Linked DNA regions of Homo sapiens: region 1 is linked to region 2. Evidence: chromatin loops called from intact Hi-C (ENCODE). Cell type or tissue: PC-9. All regions are shown on one strand.

The links. A loop is a pair of places that touch in the nucleus more often than their neighbours do. Peaks named below come from ENCODE experiments on the same cell type or tissue, not always from the same donor. Only the 100,000 strongest peaks of a DNase experiment are listed, where the experiment ranks them.
Region 1: a loop joins it to region 2, with 13 times the contacts of the local background. A loop is called at or near these places in 89 of 110 quality-filtered maps.

What each region holds. Positions count from the first base shown.
Region 1 is chr9:121,059,182-121,061,681 of GRCh38, forward strand. It overlaps a transcript of C5 not described here. Among named protein-coding and RNA genes, the nearest start is that of C5, 10 kb to the left of the region's middle. In PC-9, CTCF peaks have their summits at 1,057 (motif pointing left) and 1,259; a DNase peak (open chromatin) is centred at 1,070.
Region 2 is chr9:120,754,567-120,757,066 of GRCh38, forward strand. FBXW2 (F-box and WD repeat domain containing 2) reads right to left here. Exons shown (of 8, transcript NM_012164.4): 8 at 2,408-2,500. Among named protein-coding and RNA genes, the nearest start is that of FBXW2, 38 kb to the right of the region's middle. In PC-9, CTCF peaks have their summits at 1,455 (motif pointing right) and 1,663; a DNase peak (open chromatin) is centred at 1,475; H3K27ac peaks cover 264 bases.

The DNA.
Region 1 (2,500 bases), 300 kb after region 2:
AGGCCACTTCACATCCTAAATAATAATGGAATAGGATAGGATTTCAGATAAGGAAGTAGGGAGGAAGTGGAAAATAATAAGGCTAAGAGAAAATCCAGTGTTAATAATGGAATTTAGTTAAGCATATTTTCCTTAGAGGAATCAAAAGGAAACAACATACAAGGAGGAGATGCTCACTCTCCCTTTATCTCTCACAGTTTTATAACCTCACCTGAATCTGTTCTTTCTGTACCCTAGACCTTCTAATGAATCAAGCTCAGCTCATTAACCACCTTCTTTGGTTCCACTGAGCCACGCTTTTTCAGACAATGTTGCTTTTTGTTCAGCATAAGTTCCTTCATCTAATTCTAATACCTGTTACTCATCCAGTGGCTAAATGTGGTAGCCAGACTCCAAGATGGCTCCCAGTGGTCCTTACCTCCCTCGTATTCATGCCTCTGTGTGGTCCCTTCCCACACTGTATCACACCGATTCATCTGACCAATAGAATACAGCAAAAGTGAAGATGTGTGACTTCTGAGGTTAGGTCATACAAGACATTGCTGTTTCTGCCTTTTTCTCTCTTGAACGGCCTGTTCTAGGGGAAGCCCCCATGTAGTGAGCACACTCAGGAAGCCTATGGAGAAGCCCACGTAGAAAGGAACCACGGCCTCCCGCCCAGAGCCATGTGAAGTGAATCCTCCAGCCCTAGTCATGCCTTTAGGTGGCTGCAGCCCAGCTGTCATCTTGACTGCAACCTCATAAGAGAACCTAACCCAGAATTACCTAGCTAAGCCATTCCTGAATTCCTGCCCATAGGAACTGGGCAGATAATTAAGGTGTGTTGTTATCTTACGTCATTAAGTTTGGGGGAATTTATTACATAGCAATAGTAATTTTACACTAGATTAGCTGTTTTTCTAAAAATATAACTTTCATCAAAGCTCCTTACATTCACTACCACCACCCAAATAGGTCCTTGCTCCTCGGTCATCAATGCTTATAATTAGCAAGTGTACTTTAAGTTCCTGAAGAGCAGCAGCTTCAGGAGCCTACTTTGAAAGCGCCACCTGCTGGTATTAACTTAATAGCTTCCCAAAGAAAGCTGGAATAATTCGTGCTGATTAAGTCAATGCTTAGGTGCGACAGCTTTTCATGGTAAACTCTGGCTTCTCATCTTACATTAATAACTCTTCTGAGAACCAGCTTCTTTGCTTCCTTGAGATAACAGCTGCTTTGCCTTCTTCTTAAGAATGCTGAAATGCGATCTTTCTTAGCACTGAAAATCACATAAACATTTATGGAGTTCTTATGATTACTCTTTCTAGGATTACTGTTTCTTGCTTTTCCAACTCTTTTCTTTCTGCTTCAATTATTTTTAAAAGAAGACATGCTAAAGTCTCTGTTTTTTACAAGAAAAAAAACCAGGTATCACAAAATCTTTGAATTTTTTTTTCCTTCCAAAATAACTGCCAAATCTCTCAAAACACTTAGTCTATCCCTCCCCACCCCACCCAGCTGACTCTAAGTAATTTTATTTCCCCCTATTTATCCTGAGACCCCTAGAATGCTTTCTGGATCTCTTCATAAAAGTTATATAGAAAATATTAAATTAATAAAATAATTGCCCAGCAGCAGAAGTCACTTGATGTTGGTTGGAATGATTCAGCATTATACTCATTTTACAGACAAAGAATCTGATAATCAGAAGGTCTGTATTGCTTCATTTAAAAATCCCAGAATCAGGTCGGGCGAAGTGGCTCACACCTGTAATCCCAGCACTTTGGGATGTCGAGGCAGGCAGATCACCTGAGGTCAGGAGTTCGACACCAGCCTGGCCAACACGGTAAAACCTTGTCTCTACTAAAAATACAAAAATTAGCTGGGTGTGGTGGTGGGCGCCTGTAATCCTAGCTACTCAGGAGGCTGAGGCAGGAGAATCACTTGAGCCCAGGACATGGAGGTTGTAGTGAGCGGAGATCGTGCCACTGCACTCCAGCCTGGGTGACACAGCGAGACTCTGTCTCAAAAATAATAATAAAAGCCCAGAATCACACACACAAAAAAGTAGCTCTGGCCACTTACATAATTTGAGTGATCTTGTGCAAGATAAAAATGTGGCATCTCTTATTCAAAAAAGCAGGAAAAATGCTGTTAAGGTATTAAAATATAAACATAAAGCCTTTTCCTCTACCTTGGCCAACATGGCAAAAACCCATCCCTACAAAAAATACAAAAATTAGCCGGGCGTGGTGGCATGTGCCTGAAACCCCGCTACTTGGGGCGCTGAGGCACGAGAATTGCTTGAAGCCAGGAGGTCGAGGCTGCAGTGAGCCAAGATCATACCACTGCACTCCAGCCTGGGCTACAGAGCAAGACTGTCTCAAAAAAAAGCCTTTTCCTTTCATCTGTAGTCTTTCCCTCAATTTGTCATGGTGCTTTTTAAGATTTGCTATTTAACATCATTGTAAATAAAGGGAAATTAATAACTTTAATTATTGGCATGACTTTTATCATTCAT
Region 2 (2,500 bases):
CTAATTTACACTCCCACCAACAGTGTATATGTGTTCCCTTTTCTCTACCTCTCCAAAGTTCATTCTTTTTTTTCTTTGATACGACAAAGTCTCACTGTGTTGCCCAGGCAAGAGTGCAGTGGCGTGATCTCGGCTCACTGTAACCTCTGCCTCCCAGGTTCAAGCTATTCTCCTGACTCAGCCTCCCAAGTAACGAGGATTACAGGCACCTGCTACCATGCCCAGCTAATTTTTTTTTCGTATTTTTAGTAGAGACGGAGTTTCACCATGTTAGCCAGGCTGGTGTCAAACTCCTGACCTCAGGTGATCCACCTGCCTCTGTCTCCCAAAGTGTTGGGATTATAGGCGTAAGCCACCAGGCCCGGTCAAAAAAAAATTTTTTTTTTTTTTTTTTTTTTTTTGAGACAGAGTCCTGCTCTGTCTCCCAGGCTGCAGTGCAGTAGCATAATCATGGCTCACTGCAACATATGCCTTCTTGGCTCAAGCAATTCTCCCACCTTAGCCTCCCAAATGGCTGGGACTATGGGCGCATGCCACCACGTCTGGCTAATTTTTGTATTTTCTGTAGAGATGGGGTTTCACCCTCTTACCCAGGCTGGTGTCAAACTCCTGGGCTCAAGCAATCCACCAGCCTCAGACTCCTAGAGTCCTGAGATTACAGGCCTGAGTCACTGCACCTGGCCATGTTATTTTTTGACTTTTTAATAGCTATTCTGACTGGTGTGAGATGGTATCTCACTGTGGTTTTGATTTGCATTTCTCTAATGATCAGTTATTGAGCTTTTTTAAATATGCTTTCTTTGGACACACACATGTCTTCTTTTGAAAAGTGTTCATGTCCTTTGCCCACTTTTTAATGGTTTTTTTTTCTTGTAGACTTGCTTAGGATCCTTACAGATGCTGAATATTAGACCTTTGTCAGATACATAGTTTGCAAATATTTTCTCCCATTCTGTAGATTGTCTATTTACTCTGTTGACAGTTCCTTCTGCTGCCTACTGATGTCTTAGCATGACATGCCCTATGATAACTGGAAATAAAGTAGAAGGCAAGTACAGTATTAGAACACATTTAGGCTGGGTGCGGTGGCTCACTCCTGTAATCCCAGCACTTTGTGAGGCTGAGGTGGGCGGATCACCTGAGGTCAGGAGTTTGAGACCACCCTGGCCAACATGGTGAAACCCCATCTCTACTAAAAATAACAATTAGCTGGGCATGGTGGTGTGCGCCTGTAATCCCAGCTACCTAGGAGGCTGAGGCAGAATTGCTTGAACCTGGGAGGCAGAGGTCACGCCACTGCACTCCAGCCTGGGCGACAAGAACAAAACTCAGTCTCAGAATGTGCAGTAACCTTAAGTGCAAGAAAGTCCTTGGTATAATTAAACGTCTTCTACAGCAACGGAATCTGGCTCTCATTACTAGCTGCAACTCCCAAATTTTCCACTAGGTGGCAGAACAGGCTAGATAATAGCCGGGGGTTCTCAACCTTAGTGGGCATCACAAACACCTGTGGGTCTTCAGCCCCAAAGTTTGATTCATTAGGTCTGGGTGTGGCCTGATAATTAGCATTCCTAACAAGCTTCCAGGTGATGCTGATGTTTCCAGGTGATGCTGGAAGGAAAGTACATTTTGTGAACACTGGATTACAGAAAATCAATGTAGACCAACCCAAGGCCCATTCACCCATCCATCCATCCATCCATCCTTCCTCCAGTTTACTTTGTAGTTCTAGGTGATGTGAGCACAGAGAAGAATGAGACATGGTTTGTTCTCAAGACATAGTCGGGTGAGGGAGAAAAGGAAAATGAAAAAAATAACTCTTAGTCTATTATTTCCACCTCTCCATTTCTTCCAATATACAGACTTCCTAAGTGTTGTTTTTCTCTTCTTCTGTCAAATAGAGTTTAAGCCTTGTGCCCTTAAAGCCTGAAAGATCAACTAGCCCAAGAGCTGCCTTACATGGCTAAACCTGCTGAACTAAGAAACTCAGGAATGTTTGCTATCCTATAAAAAGTTTCAGATAGAAAATCTCCTCTCTGAACTTAGAAGCTGGAGATATAAAAGCACACCTGACACCCTCGAGTCTGCATTGAGTAAAAATAAAACACAGGATTACTATGTTCTTAGAATCTGTGCTTGGCTGCTTTCCAAAATGAATTCCTCATTTTAAACTTCAATATATATTATGGTTAATTTGGGGAAAAAACATTTTGACTCATGACTGTCCATATTTTCCTTTAAATAGTATTGTTGACTAGCTCTAATCTTTGGTACTGGGTCTTACTAGATCTACTTTTTGCATAATTTGTGATGTACCATATAAACCAGTAATATGTAAACAGATTGTGTATAGGTTTACTTGACACAAATCCTTTTTATGTAATGAAAGAACACTTCAACGCATGTCTTGGGTTGAACTATTATTTCTAAATCAGTGATAATTAGATTAGTGAAATTTTATTTATAGCCATAATTCATCTCGACCAATGATTTCACAAGT